Linked DNA regions of Homo sapiens: region 1 is linked to region 2. The links are chromatin contacts, found by Hi-C or POLR2A ChIA-PET in ENCODE. All regions are on one chromosome and are shown on one strand. Each heading gives the region's core, a stretch centred on a gene start or an enhancer-like site at or near the end of the contact. The rest is flanking DNA. Distances are from core to core; before and after follow the strand shown. Region 1 has its middle 5.2 kb from the start of IRF5. Region 2 overlaps KCP (kielin cysteine rich BMP regulator).

Evidence for each region. A loop is a pair of places that touch in the nucleus more often than their neighbours do. ChIA-PET counts read pairs that join two places held with the same protein, here RNA polymerase II (POLR2A). Pooled maps may share reads with other maps.
Region 1: a loop to region 2 is called in a pooled map, with 3 times the contacts of the local background. The contact joins two enhancer-like sites. A Hi-C loop is called at or near these places in 1 of 37 single-sample maps with no recorded cell type and 2 of 50 pooled maps. POLR2A ChIA-PET finds 5 or more read pairs at or near these places in 3 of 52 experiments (H1, MCF 10A and activated B cell).

What each region holds. Positions count from the first base shown.
Region 1 is chr7:128,928,850-128,936,629 of GRCh38, forward strand. No RefSeq gene overlaps it. Among named protein-coding and RNA genes, the nearest start is that of IRF5, 5.2 kb to the right of the region's middle. RefSeq lists enhancers at 404-904, 4,800-4,969, 5,551-5,600, 5,871-5,990, 7,406-7,700 and a silencer at 6,121-6,210. Within about 2 kb of position 4,447, at least 4 of the 41 ENCODE cell types and tissues checked have a DNase peak (open chromatin) inside an H3K27ac peak, as active enhancers do.
Region 2 is chr7:128,881,925-128,889,669 of GRCh38, forward strand. KCP (kielin cysteine rich BMP regulator) reads right to left here. Exons shown (of 40, transcript NM_001366122.1): 22 at 6,939-7,115; 23 at 5,291-5,376; 24 at 4,952-5,042; 25 at 4,731-4,813; 26 at 4,540-4,633; 27 at 3,173-3,346; 28 at 2,857-2,939; 29 at 2,078-2,198; 30 at 13-92. Among named protein-coding and RNA genes, the nearest start is that of SPMIP1, 19 kb to the left of the region's middle. RefSeq lists a silencer at 1,711-2,005 and enhancers at 1,751-1,860, 2,311-2,570, 2,795-3,394. Within about 2 kb of position 1,852, at least 3 of the 41 ENCODE cell types and tissues checked have a DNase peak (open chromatin) inside an H3K27ac peak, as active enhancers do.

The DNA.
Region 1 (7,780 bases), core at 3,197-5,696, 50 kb after region 2:
CTTTGGAAATAGACCAGAGACCAGGGTGCAGGTGTGCCATGGGACAAGGTGAAGACACAGGATCACCTACACACCAGAGTCCACCCAGTAGGACAGGGTGCCCTGCCACTCACTTAGACTTCCACAGGGGCCTGACTGAGGGCTTGAGGGGCCAGGGTTCAGCCCTTGGTTGGGGGTGGGGTGCATATTGGGAGGGAAGCTCTGCCCTTTCATCTTCACCCCAGGCCCCTGCCCCTCATCCCAGTGATGCTCAGCTTCCTGGCATCCACCACACAGTAGTGCAGGGTGCTGCCTGCCAAGCGCTGGTCCAAGGTAGAGGTGGGGGTACAGTGTCTGAGGATCCATGTGGGAGACCGCAGAGGAGAGGACCTGCCCTAGGCCTCTGACCTCCCACCCTGGCCCTCACCCCCAATCCCAGTGCTGGCTCCTGGATCCCAAAGGCTCAGAGCCCCTTGCAAGGTCTTCCCCCATGAGATCTGGGCCTCACTCCTTCTCCGCCTCTGCACCCTTGGACAGTCGAGGCTGGTGGGCCCACGTGGCCTCCACCAAACCCCTGAGTCTCCTGGGAGATATACCTGGAGCAAGAGGGGTGATTAACATACAGACCAGGACTTGCACTGGGGTATGCAGGTCAGAGAATGCACACGCACAGGTGTGCAGGTGCCCAGCTCAGCGTCAGGCCCTTCCCAGCCCTGCCAGGGGCCAGGGGGAAAGCACTCCCTCCCCCCATTAGCTGCCACCAGCCTGCCTCCCGGGGCACTCAGAACACGCACGGTCCCCGGGCCAGCTCTGCCCCTCCCACCAGGAGGTATGGGCAAGAGACAGGAGGGCGACAGAATGGAAGAAAAGGGATTTCTTCCCTCTGCCTGCAACGTTCCCAGGGCCACAGGTCCCAAAGGACGGCCCCTCTGAGGGTGGAGGTGGTTCCCAGCTGATGCTAGGCCTTGGATGCCTGGAAACTCCACAGTGGCTTTCAGAACCCTGTCTACACCTTTGCAAGTGTCCACTTCACTCAACTCTCCTCTGTCCAATATCACCTGTGTCCTGCCAGGATCCTCACCTGGAGCCACCTAGTTGGAGCGTGGGCTCTCGGCCTGGGTCCCTGGGGTAGCCAGGGAGCCTCCTGGACATCACCAAACCCCTGGAGACAGTGCTCAGTCTCCCAAGAGCTGTGGGGGAAGCAGAAGAGGGACTGGCAGGACAATTGGAGGATGGCCCAGAAGAGCCAGGCTGGAGGGAGGGAGGGAGAGTGGAGAGAAGACGGCACTACCTTGCCTCTTGGTGAAGGATGCTTCTTGGATCTGTTCTTTTTCTTTCTTTTCTATTTAAAAAAACATTACTTAGGGCCGGGTACAGTGGCTCATGCCTGTAATCCCAGCACTTTGGGAGGCCGAAGCAGGAGGATCATGAGGTCAGGAGATCAAGGCCATCCTGGCCAACATGGTGAAACCCCGTCTCTACTATAAATACAAACTTTAGCCAGGCATGGTGGTGGGTGCCTGTAGTCCCAGCTACTCGGGAGGCTGAGGCAGGAGAATTGCTTGAACCTGGGAAGCGGAGGCTGCAGTGAGCTGAGATTGTGCCACTGCACTCCAGCCTGGGTGACACGAGCAAGACTCTGTCTCAAAAAAAAAAAAAAGAAAAAAGAAAAAAAGAAAAAGGAAAAGAAAAGAAAAAAAGAAAATTACTTAAAATCTTTATTTTAGACACACTTGAAAGACTTCTTTAAAACAGTTAACATATATAAGTCTTTTGCTTAGGTACAAAGGAAAATACAAACCATATAAATTAGTTAAGCTTTTCCTAAAAAACTCCCTTTTTTTTTTTTTATACAGGTTTAAGTGATTCTCCTGCCTCAGCCTTCCAAGTAGGGTGGACTACAGGCACGCAACACCATGCCCGAGTAATTTTTTGTGTTTTTAGTAGAGACGGGTTTCACCATGTTGACCAGGCTCGTCTTAAACTCCTGACCTCGGGTGATCCACCTGCCTCAGCCTCCCAAAGTGCTGGGATTACCTGCATGAGCCACTGTGCCCAGCCAAAACTTCTTGACGTTGAGAGTTTGAATCTTCTGAATCATGAAACATTTTTAAATTTTTACATTTACATACAGTAAAATTCACTCTTTTTAGTGTACGGTTCTAGGAGTTTCGGCAAAGGTGGAGAGTTGTGTAAACACTGGCACAGTCAAGAGACAGAACCGTTCCCATCACTTCATGCCGTCCCTTAGTGGTCAGCCCTTCCCCACATCCGATCCCCTAATTTGTTCCCTGTTTCTTGATTTCTCTTGGGCCTGTTCCTGTAGTAAGGCAGCCGGGGTAGGGGGTGGCAGGCAGGCTCTTTGGGGGTCCATGATCATTCTTCTGGCACATGGGCCTCCTTCTCTACATAGACAACATGCCAGGGCCGGGGTGAGGAAGGAGGCCGCCAGCAGCCAGCTGCTTTCCATCCTTCCCCAGGCCCAGGGGAGGGAGCGGGAAAAAAGGAGGGCGTGTCCGGGGCAGCTGGGGGTGGGTCTATGGATCTCTGGGCTGGGGGAGAGTGGGAACCCACATGGCTCCCTGGCTCTGCCTGCCCCAGGGAATCAGGCAGGACGGCTGGTCATGGTGAGGCAGCCGCCCAGAACCGCCAGAGCACTGGGCATGTTCTACGGAGCAGCTACTGCTATGTTGAGTATAATCACTTCCACAGTGTGTGTCAGGCACTGGGCCGGGCCTGATCCCCGCAACAGAACAGTTGCCCCGCAACAGTTCTTTGTTGCCGACGGTGTATCGTTAGTTCCATTTTACAACGAGGACACCCAGACTTGGAGAGGTTGAACAACTTGCCGAGCTCATCCAGCTAGGACCTGAACCCAGGTCTGTCTGGTTCCCAAAGGATAAAATGTCGCTGATGGTTTAGTCTGGTTCAAGTGCCAGTGCCTCATGTCACTAGCTGCTGTGTGCCTTTGGGTAAACTGCCCCAACCTCCTGAGCTTGGCTGACTGTCCCCTGGTGCAGTCCTCTTGGGCTGTCCTATGGTCTGCTACTGCAAAGCAGAGCCTCCTTCGAGCCAGTGAAGAGGCACCATAAGCTCTTTCTTGCCTGAGCAGGCTGCCCTTTCTTCTTCCTAACTTCTCCTGCACCCCTACTCCCTAGCAACGGCCCTGGACAGGTTATCAGGGTATGTCAGTATCCCCATGGCTTTGGAGGTGCTGCTCCAGGAGAGAAAGGAGGAGGACAGGCCGGGAGACACAGAGGAGACCCGACCCTCGAGACAGGCATGGGTCGGTGGAGATGTTCCTGAATCCACAGGTCCACCGGCACACTCAGGGGCCCAGTCTGTCCGGCACAGGGGTCTGGATGGGCGTCAGAGTTCAGTTGGCTCCTGGCTTGGAGAATTGCAAAGCACCAAGGCTCCGGGACACTGGCCTAGTAAGAACCTGCCCCCAGAACCCTCTCTAATGAGGCCTGACACCCTCTTCTTCCCTGAGAGGGCTCAAGACAGGAGAGGGAGCCCTGGCCCATGGTCCCCGCCAGGGTTCTTCAGCCCCTAGGCTCTCCGCTTCCTTGAATTTCTGCTCCCAGAATCAGAGGCTACGGGAACAGGACAGACTCCTGGAGGGTGCCCCACCAAGAGCCCCCAAGGCCTGACCCATAGGGTCATAGTGTTGGCCCAGGGGTGAGCAGCTGGCAAGAGCCAAACACCAGGCCCTGCAACTCTGTGCAGCTGCCAGCCCCCAAGTGCTCCCTCTCCTTCCTGCCTCACACCTGAAATTCTCAACTTGCAACGCACCCCCACACCCTACCCGTCAGGGGCCAGAGAGGGACAGCCGGGATATGCCTCCTCATGGTTGAGTGTCGAGAGGCCACACGAGAGGAACGTCATACCCCACACCCCTCCCATGACCTAATACATCAGCGACTGCAGGCCAGAGAGTATTGGGGTCAGCCCTGGAGGGGTCCCCCACAGAGGGTAGCTCTGTCACCTCCCCACCACTCTGAGGAGAGCACCCCATGCCCTTGGGCTGGCCCTGCCATCCTGGAGAGAATCTAGTCTCTCCCCGTTTCCCATCTGAGCCCACCTGGGAGGGACCACCATCCTGCCCAGGAGCAGCCCTAGCCTTGGTTCTAAGCTGCAGAGGCTTGAGATGGATCTGGTTCAGAAATGCTTCAGAGTCTGAGGCTGGTGGCCCCCTTTACCCCACATCAAAGACGGGTGGACCTCGTGGGCCTGGCTGGGACATCTGCAGATGCTGAGCTTCAACAAGGCTCATTCTGGGACAAAAGTGCATACCGGAGGTCTTTGGCTGGTGCCTGTGGGGCTGGATTGGCATCTGTCCCCACAAAGCAGTGGCCCTAGAAGGCTGGGGTCTCCAGCTAGACTTTGTCCTTTTCCCTTTCCTCCTTGTCCAGGTGCCTCATGCTCCACAGCGAGCCCTCGAGACATGCAGGAAGGATGGATGTCCCACCCCTTCCGTAACAGAGCCCAGGAGCAGGGAAGGAAGTGGTTTGAGCACAGTGCTGAGCTAAGCAAGTTTTAGAAGCACTGAATCAGACCACGTGCAGCCAGTAGGGGAGGAGAGAAACTCTGGGCCGGTGTCCTGGAGGCCCGCGGGGGACAGGGGCACAGAGGCGCAGACTCAGGATGCTGAGCTGGGAGAGGAATCCCGGAGGAAAGTGAGAGGGCTTCAGCACGTTTATTTAAAGGGGATGGTGAGAAATCTAGGAAAGAGTGAAATCCCAAGATCTGAGGGTTTAAGTGAGAGAGGTAGGTAGAGACTGGAGTTTTGGGGGAGTTCCCGTGGGTTTCAGGGCTTGCTTGAGCTGTGGATCCAAGGCCTGGAGGACAGGGTGGGGCCAGAACAGATTCCACCGACAAGGGCAGGAGCCAGGTTGCAGGCATCAGAGAGGACAGGTGACCTGTCGGGGCCTGGAGCAAGGGCCCGGGCAGCTTCCTCCACAGGCCATGTGAAGACAGAGCCATGGATTGGGAAAGGTGGAGACTCCGAGTGTAGAGGTGTCCATGTAACAGTGCTGGCTGAATGGGGGACTTCCAGGTCACACCCCAAAAAGCTCTGAGCCGGTGTTAGTAAGAAATGGGGAGGAAGGCCCAGCTGTGGCGCCCTGGGCATTAATCCTAAAAAAAAAGATACTACTTCTATGTGCCAGAAACTTCAAAGCAAGTGAACACTTCAAGTACGAGAACCAGAGGTGTTTTTTTGTTTTTTCTTTTTTCTTTTGAGACGGAGTATCGCTCTGTCACCCAGGCTGGAGTGCAATGGTGCAATCTCGGCTCACTACAACCTCCGCCTTCTGGGTTCAAGCAATTTTCCTGCCTCAGCTTCCCGAGTAGCTGGGATTACAAGTATGAACCACCACGCCTGGCTAACTTTTGTATTTTTTTTTTTTTAGTAGAGACGGGGTTTCCCCATGTTGGCCAGGCTGGTCTCGATCTCCTGACCTCAGGTCATCCACCTGCCTCAGCCTCCCAAAGTGCTGGGATTACAGGCGTGAGCCACCCCACCCGGCCAAGAGGTGTTAAAATCTAAATCAGACTATGTCATGCCTCAGATCTGAACCTTTCAGTGACTGTCCCTAGCAAAGCCATAGCCTGTGAGGTGCCCCTCAAGGCCTCACCCGATTTCATTACTTGAGGATTTATCGTCTATCTTACTCTGCAGAATGGAAGCTCCAGGAGGGCAGGGGTTTTTAGACAAAGTAGAAATTGTCCACCACTTTATCCTGGCAGGTACAACATGCCCGATAAGCATTGTTGAATGTAGACTCACAGCCAATTCGTGACACTGGTGTCACCATTCTCCTTTACAGATGGGAAATGGGGCTTCTGGGGGAGTGAATGGCTTGCTTAGGTCACGCAATTCTAGATTGCAGAGTGAGGATTTGACTCAGACCTGTTGACCTCAGAGCCTGATGTCCAGCCAACAAGTTCTCAGAAACTCGGGGTTTCTGAGAAATAGGACAGTCAGCCTGGGGACCCCTGAGAGCCCAGGCCGAGGGGGTGGGTTTCCTGGGGTAGAGGTTTTGAGAGGCAAAGGCAGTTGTCATCAACCCAGGCTGCACTGAAGGGGGCTGTTCCAGAGCCAGGGTGCATTGTTCAGCTGCCCAGTGGGCCTCTGGGTTTCTTTCAGTTCCCTTTGGTGACACGGCTTCCCTCCTCCCCCCTGCTCCCCACCCCAGCCACCCCACTCTACACTCGCTCACACAGCGTAGCTTCTACTCGAGTCAGGGGAGGGTGCCTCCTACCACACCCTCAGTCTGTGATATTCCAGCCAGGGGAAATGGGGGAAGGGGCCATCTCACTGTGGGGAGTGGGGGGCCCGGACAGACCTCCCTGTCCCCACCGCCTCCTGGCCCATCAAGGGGAAATGGGAGTGCTCACACAAGGGCCGGGTGTGGCTTCACTTCCCCTCTACTTGCCCTTCCACCCCCAGGATGGCACTGGGAGGCCAAGGGATCCCAGATCCTGGAAACACTGGAGTGCTGCTCTCTGTCCTTCCTTTCTCCTGGGCCATGTCTCTGGCCCCAGATGATTCTTGGCTCAGGTTCTTTCAGTTGAGGGAAGTCAGGATCTGAGCCAAGCTGAGCCCCTGCATAGCCTCTATCCCGGGAGCCCCATATCAATGCTGCCGGCTTGGTAACATCATCCCCCTTTTAGAGACGAGGAAATGAGATTTGAGGTCCTACTTAAGGCCACTTGGCTGGAATACAGCAAAGCCAGGTGCAAGCCCCTTCTCTGCACGCAGCCCGTGCTGCTTCTTGAGGTTCAGAGGCTCTAAGGAAGGGGCCTCACCTGAGCAAGATGGACAGTGGGAAGGGGGCAGAGGGCAGAATTCTAGGGTCTCACGGTCCCTCAGAATGGGTGAGGAGTATTTGATAACAAAAGAAGGCTCTTCTTAGCTATTGCTCCAGATACGACCAGCATAGAATATTTTTCTATTAAGCATAACTGACCTCCAGTGAAAAAGGTTCCCATTTTGTGGGGAGCCACTTTTGAAATAGCAATTTCATTTTATTATTATTATTTTGAGATAAGATCTCACTTCTACGCCCAGGCTGGAGTGCGGTGGTGTGCCTCCTGGGTTCAAGCAATTCTCCCACCTCAGCCTCCCAAGTAGGTGGAACTATAGGTGTGTGTCACCACGCCAGGCTAATTTTTGTATTTTTTGTAGAGACAAGGTTTTGCCATATTGCCCAGGCTGGTCTCGAACTCTTGGACTCAAGTGATCTGCCTGCCTTAGCCTCTCAAAGTGTTGGGATTACAAATGTGAGCCACCGTGCCTGGCCTAGCAATTTCATTTTTAAAGAAAGAAATATAAAACGATCTACCCATTCACATTTTCCCCATCCATACTTTAAATTTTAAAAATATGAAATAATGAAATACTCAGCAGATACAAATAATAAAATACTTATATATAATGATATTTCGACTTCATATTAGGGCTTCAAAGGTCAGGAAAGAGGGAGAGATACAGAAGAGAAAAAAAAAAAACGTTAACACATGAGTGTCTTTTTTTAACTTGTTAAAGGTAAAGTTCAACCCAGGAGAAGGGAGGGGAGGGAAGGTCAAAGTTCTGATTCATCAACAAATACTACTTTATTTGTTAAAAATACAAGGCTCTGCTTGGCGCAGTGGCTCCCGCCTGTAATCCCAGCACTTTGGGAGGCCAAGGCGGGTGGATCGCCTGAGGTCAGGAGCTCGAGACCAGCCTGGCCAACATGGTGAAACCCCGTCTCTACTTGGGAGGCTGAGGCAGGAGAATCGCTTGAACTGGGGA
Region 2 (7,745 bases), core at 602-3,101:
AGGAGGGCTCACCTGGCACTGGCACGTGTAGCAGGGGTCTGGTGGGGCTAGCTCAGATCCCAGCAGGCCCTCTGAACAGTTACTCAAGGCCTCTGTGAAGACAAGAATCCAGAGTGCGGGACAGAAAGAGGGGCACAGGGCTGGAAATCCCAGCTGTCCCCATGCACTGTGTCCCCAGGTTTCTAACTCGAACTCCTGAGCATACCCATATCCCAGCACCTTGACTCCAGGGAGGATAAGTCCTCTTTCTCTTCAATTCAGTCAAGTTTACACGTTTTAAAAGAAACTTTGCTAGGCTATTATTTGGGGCCGGGTGGGGGTGCAAGGTGACTGGAAACAGACCAACCATGGCTTCCTTAGCCTGAGGTCACTAAAAATGGCCAGTCTGCGGCCTGCTCTCCCTCCCGCTATCTGTAATACAGTGTGGCTACAACTGCGCAGGGAAGCACACAGCCAGGCATCCCGGGTTCGAATCCTGATGCCAGCACTCAGTGCCTGTGCTTATTAGGTTGGATTAATCCACCTCTCTGAGCCTCAGTTTCTTAATCTGTAAAAAGAGATTAATAATACTTCCCTCACTGGGTAACTATGAAAATGAAGCGAGAGACTTTATTAAGAGCACCAAGTACAGTCTGTGGCATGGAACAGGTGCTTAATCAATGTTAGTCTTCTTCCCTTCCCCTGAAGCACCCCCTAGCAAGTGTTGATCAGAGCAGCCCTCCCTGATGGATGCCAGGGATGACTGCACAGCATTATGAACGTATTTAATACCACAAACTGTACACTTAAAAATGGTTAGGATTGTACATTTTAGTGTCTTACCACCATAAAAAACAAACAAACAAACAAACAAACAAAAAACAGAAAAGTCGGCGAGGTGGCTCACACCTGTAATCCAGCTCTTTCGGAGGCTGAGGCGGGTGGATCACCTGAGGTCAGGAGTTCGAGACCAGCCTGGCCAACATGTTAAAACCCCATCTCTACTAAAAATACAAAAATTAGCCAGGCTTGATGGCGCATGCCTATAATCCCAGCTACTCGGGAGGCTGAGGCAGGTGAATCCCTCGAATCCAGAGGTTGCAGTGAGCCGAGATTGTGCCACCGCACTCCAGCCTGTGCGACAAAGCGAGACTCCGTCTCAAAAAAACCAAAACCCAAATAAAAAAACCAAATTGGAGAAAATAGGATTATCATTAAAAAAAAAAGTATGTTTTTTCTTTCTTTTTTTTTTTTTGAGACAGAATCTCGCTCTGTTGCCAGGTTGCAGTGTAGTGGCACCATCTCAGCTCACTGCAACCTCTGCCTCCCGGGTTCAAGCTATCCTCCTGCCTCAGCCTCCCGAGTAGCTGGGACTACAGGCATGCCCCATCATGCCCAGCTAATTTTTGTATTTTTAGTAGAGACGGGGTTTCACCATGTTGGCCAGGATGGTCTCGATCTCTTGACCTTGTGATCCTCCCACCTTGGCCTCCCAAAGTGCTGGGATTACAGGCGTGAGCTACCAACCTCGGCCTGTTTTTTCTATGTAAGGATAACGTTCACCTGTATTGCAAAGGTAGGTTATCATTTCAGTGTTGGTATAGGACCAGAAACAGAAAAAAATTCCCTCCACAACAAATGTAAAATGGCTGTGTTAGGTAAACAACTATTAAATCCAGGAGACAGAAATTGGCCATCTTTCAATATTTGTAATAAAAATAAAACTGTTTCTTTACTTTTCCCCCCAATCTTAATAAATTTTTACTCTAACAACGACAACAAAAAAAGCTCGCCCACCCCTGTGGCTGGGCTACCCCCTGCCTGCCTGGGCCTCACGTCTCAGCACAACTGTCGCCCTGCAGCGCCACCTGCTGGCCAAGATGCTCCACAAACTGCACCCAGCTGCGGAGAGGCAAAGGGTTCCTGTCAGCTTCCCCAGTTCCCTTAGGGATGGTGCAGCCCTCGCCGGCCAGGCATAGGGTTCCAGAACAGTCCACTGGAGTCAGGAAGAATCTGGGGCTGGGACTGGTGAGGAAGGGCGGCAGGGGGTGGCAGCCCTAACCTCATATCTCATCTACCCCCACATCCCTGGACTCACCGGCACAGGTGGGACAGCAGTGCTGGGGCCCAGGGGGCAGGAGCTGGCTGGGGGGGCAGCCCACCAGGCTGGGACACTGCCGCCGGTGACAGCGAAGGCTGGGAGGCCCCTCAGGCTGTGGCTACAAGAATGAGTGAGCAGCGGTGGGTCCTGGGCCACAAAAACCCAGAGCTGCCCTTGGCCGGGACTTCCGGCCCCTCCCTCTGCCTGCTGCAGCCTCTTCCGGGACATGTCTTGGGCCCTGAACTCAAGGCTGAAGAGAGACTCAGTGTCTTCTAGACGTGCTCCTCACCCCATGCCCTAGTCTCTGAGATGATGTCTCCTTCTCCTTTAAGTCACTTGGGCCTGAGCCCTCATGTGACCTTTGATCCTCCGGCAGGCTCATGCCATCCTCCTCCCCAGGCCCATGGCTTAGTACCCTGACCTGTGATGTCATTTGCCTGCTCCAAGCCCTTCCATGGCCTTGCAAATAGAATCTCCACAATATGACCCCTAGCCACGTCCCAGGTGGCTCTCCGGCCATACACACCCGCCCTGCACTGCAGCCAGGGGGGCCACCTACGGCCTCCTGCACACTTGGAACCTGCGCTCCTTGTCTAAACCCAGACCTCCTGGCCCTGTTGGCCCCAACCCTGCCTTGTCTCCTGGCCACAGGGATACACTCCTTTGGCCCCCAGAGTGCCTGCTCCATGCAGTGACCAGCTTGGCTGGGCCTCATCCCATGCTGCCCACTCCCCCCCGACGAGGTGCCCCAGCCCCACCACTGTGCCCTCACCTACCTCGCAGATGCACACTTCACAGGGGTCTGCCCCAGGCTGGAAGCTCTCCCCAGGCTCGTACTTCCGGCCCTCATGCTCACAGTCTTTGGGGTGGAGTGAGAGCAGAACGGGACCAGGGGTCCTTCAGGCTGGCAGCGAGGCAGGGGTGGAGTCCTCTATCTCCAGCCTCCCCCTGATCCCAGGGAGTGGAGTGTGCACAAGGACGGAGGCCACTTCTCCAACTGCCTGTCTCTGCCACCCGGCCCAGCAGCGGCAGGGAGGTGTGGGCCCAGGGCTCCCTCCTCGCCTTTCCCCTCCCGCCCCAGGCTTCCAGTACCAGAGCATTGAGGACAGCAGTCATGGGGCCCTTGGCGGGGCTGGGCGCAAGAGCTGATGCACTGGATGCGTGCACAGGTGACGACGCCCTCGTGACACACACAGGAGGAGCAGGCACTGTCGGGGGGCACCCATCTACTGCCTTCGGGGTGCTCTTCCCCATGAGCCAGGCAGCCTGTGGTGCAAAGTGGGCAGGGACGAGCTCGGAGGTTGAGATCTGGACATCTGCTCCTGGCCCCCACCCTCAGTGGTCAGCTAGGCACGTGGCGCCAGGAGTGAGTTTGCAGGGATATGGCGGGAAGGTGCGATGGGGCAGAACTCCTGTCTGTTGTGGAGGGGAAAGGCACTGGGAGGGGTTCAGAACACCTGGGTTCTAATCCTGTTCTGTTCCTACCTGCTCTCAAGACCAAGCTCCAGGCAGCAGGCACTGCCCAGTGCAGCCCGCACCGGCCACAGACCTGGCATGCAGCAGCTGTGTCATAAATGCATGTGGACCAGGTGAATGGCTCCATCGCTAACCATGTGCCCAAGGTAACTCAGTCTCTCCGGGCCTCAGTCTCCTCATCTGTTAAATGGGGATTTCCTCTGTCCTGCCTCCCTCCCAGAGCAAGTGAAATGCTATGACAGTTCTGTGGTTCTGTAGAAACACCACCACACTGCGCAGGGTGTGGGACGAGGGGGCAGTGGGCAGGCTAAGAAAGGCTCAAGTTCAGAGCCAGATGGTCCAAGTGTCCATCTTGACTCTGCCACCTTCTCTACCTCTCTGTACCTCCACTTTCTCGTCTGTAAAATAGGAGGACTAAGAGTGCTTATCTGGTAAGTTGTTGTGCTGATTAAATGAGATAATACACGTAAAGTGCTCAGGGCCTGGCACATGCTACCTGCTCACTGAATGTCAGGTATCTTGATGATGATGATGATGGTGGTGATGATGATGATGATGATGAATGGGGTGTGGTTAGGAAGAGGGGCAGCTTTTTGTTTTATTTTTTAGACAGAGTCTTCTTTGTTGCCCAGGCTGGAGCACAGTGGTGCAAATGCAGCTCACTGCAGCCTCAAACTCCTGGGTTCAAGTGATCCTCCCACCTTGGCCTCCCAAAGTGCTGGGATTGCAAATGTGAGCCGCTGCACCCAGCCCAAGACAGGCAGCTTTGAGGGAACTCTAACCAGCACCTGGAAGAGGGATGGTCTGGGCAGTCCCGGACAGGGAGAGGTAGGAGAAGCTGAAGGTGGCAAGGGTGTATGCAAGGGCCAGTTGTTGGGGCAGGGAGGTGGGAGAAGAGCTGGCTGAGGGGAGGGAGGTGGGGTGGACAGAGGGACACAGGGCCAAGGGGCTGAAGCAAGGGGTAGGGCTACAGGCGGCCATACCTCTGCAGCGAGGGCAGCAGCTCCCCCGCTCGGTGACCTGGAGCTTGCAGGGAAGGGGTGGGCACTGCAGCCGCACACAGCTGACCTGGCCAGCCTGTAGGAGATGCAGGGACACTGGCTCGCTGCCTAGGCTGGGGCCCAGAGGTGCTATGGTCCAGCTGTCACTCCACACCCCCCACCTCCTGCTATACCTGACAGCGACACCACTCACAGCTGCCTGCTGGTCCCTCAAACTCCTCCCCATCCTGGTGCTCCCGGCCCTGAGAGAGACAGCCTGTGGGGGACACACCTCCTGGGTGGGGGGCCTGTGCCACCCTGCCCTGCTCGGCCCAGCCTTAGGCCTGGCAGGAAGGGAAGGGGGAGGGAGAGGCGGGGAAGGGCATGGGGGCCGCGCATGAGGAAGGCAGCTCACTGTGGCAAACAGGGCAGAAGCAGGGGCCTGGAGAGGGGTGGGGGCAGAGAGCTGGGGGACATGGCTTCTTCTGGCAGCGCATGGAACCTTCCTGGGGGAGAGAGGCCCATCACACCCTCAACTGGACTGCACATTTCCCCAGGGCTGGAGCCCCTACTGAGCCTGCAGGGGCCCAAACACCCTCCCTTGGCCCGGGACACCTGAGCCCAGTCCTGTCCCATGAGATGTGAAGGGCAGAGTGTAGCCCTTGCCACCTGAGTGGAGGAGACAGCCTCTTCCTGGCCAGAGAGGAGTATCAAGGGAGGAAAGGTTACCAAGGTCCTAAAGGGGCTGCCTCACCTGGCAGGTGCAGAGGGAGCAGGTAGGGTCAAGTGGGTCAGGAAGGGTCTCTCCGGAGGCAGTAGTGACGCCATGGTAGCGGCATCCTGGCAGAGCGGGGAGTCCAACAGAAGAGCTGCCATCAACAGAACCTCCACTGTCACACACACACACAGCCCCTCCCCCTCCACACATACACAGCCACAGCCACAGACACACACATAGCCACACACACACATACCCATATACACAGCCACACCCACAACCACATACACACACACAGCCACACACATACATACACGCATATACACACAGCAGGTGGGAGTGCAACAGAAAACCTGCCATCAACAGAACTGCCACTGTCACATACACACACAGCCCCTCCCCCTCCACACATACACACACAGCCACACCTACACCCCCCCACACACAGCCACACACACATACATACACAACCACACCCACATATACATACAGCCACACACACACATACACACATATACCCATATACACACACAGCCATAGACACACACAGCCACACCCACACTCTCATACACACACACATAAACACACAGCCACACACACACATACACGCACCCACATACACACATACCCATATACACAGCCACATACACACACACACACACACATACACACATACCCACCTACACACAGCCACACAAACATACACATAGCCACGCACACACATACACATACACACCCACACACACAGCCATACAAACACATAGCCACACACACATCCCCACATACACAGATGCACACACACCCACACACAGAGACCCCCCCACATACACACCCACACACAGCCACACACACACATACACACACACACACACACATCCCACATACACAGACACAAATACAGACACACACACACATACCCACATACACACAGCTACAGCCATACACACACACACACACACACAGGGCCACACACACATACACAGCCACACAAACACACATATACACACAGTCACACATACACACACAGATACACAGCCACACACACAGATACACAGACACACATACGGTCACACACACACGTACACAGACACACATACACTGTCACACACACAGAGCAACACACACACACAGATACACCCACACAGAGCAACACACACACACACACACACATACACAGATACACCCAAACACACAGGCCAACACACACAGCCACACACAGATACACACATACACACATACAGCAACACATACACACACATATACACACGGCCACACACACACAGAGCAACACACACACACAGATACACAGATACACCCACACAGGCCAACACACACAGCCACACACAGATACACACATACACACATACAGCAACACATACATACACACACATATACACACGGCCACACACACACAGAGCCACACACACACAGCCAGACACACACACACACATACAGACACACACACATACACAGCCACACACACACAGAGCCACACATACACACACACATACATACAAACACACAGCCGTGCCCGGGACCTCTATCAAAGGTGAGGGAGTCGGAGAGTGAGAGAAAAGTATGGTGGAGCGGCAGGCAGTGGGAGGGCTGGGAGGAAAGTGGAATCGGTGAGAAAGGCACCCCGGGAGCCCCAGCAGGGGGAATGGAAGGGCAGGTGTGGCTCTACCCTGGCAGGTCGGGCAGCAGTGCCCAGAGGGGATGAGTGGGTGGCTGCAGCCCGGAGGCTCACAGGGCCGGCGGCCGCAGGTCACGAAGCCTCCAAGACAGGTACACAGGTTGCAGGGTTCTCGGGGGTCTGGGAACTCCTGGTTACTCAGGTAGGACTCCCCCAGGTACTCACAGCCTTTCAGAGAAGAGACAGAGAGGCCGAGGGGAGGGACAGAAAGGGATGAGAGGGCAGTGGTCATAGGCTCTGAGCTTGGGCCTGTTATGCATCCAAGATCTCAAAGATCTAGCGTGGGGGCTGGGGGGTCACAGGCCAAGCCCAGGGGGCAAAGCAGTCGTGAGGGGGGCGGGGTTTGGATTGGCCAAAAGGCAAACTTTCTCCCCTTTATCCTGCAAAAAACCTTCCTGTTTAATTTGTAGAAAAACACCCACAAGGAATCTGCTGCCCCTGGGGTTAAATACTCAGCAGGCCATTGCCAGAGGCACCAGTTTCCCAACCCGGAGAGCTGGGAGTAGCCCCAGCTGACTCAGGTGGTGTGGACCCAAGGTAGCGCCTTTCCCACGCTCTTCCGAGCCCACTGATGAATCCAGGAAGGGGTGGGGTCCCAGGGTGGTGACAGCCCGCTCTTGGCACCTCTGCCATTTGCTCACCTCCCTTTTTAAAAAAGAAGGGTGAATTTCAGGCTCAAAGCCTTGGTGGGCAAAAGTATCTGACAAGGATTTAACAACATTATAATTTTAATTATATTCATTTTTATGGTAATGTGGTCCTGGCAAGTCTAATTTTCCACTTACAGTGTGATATAAA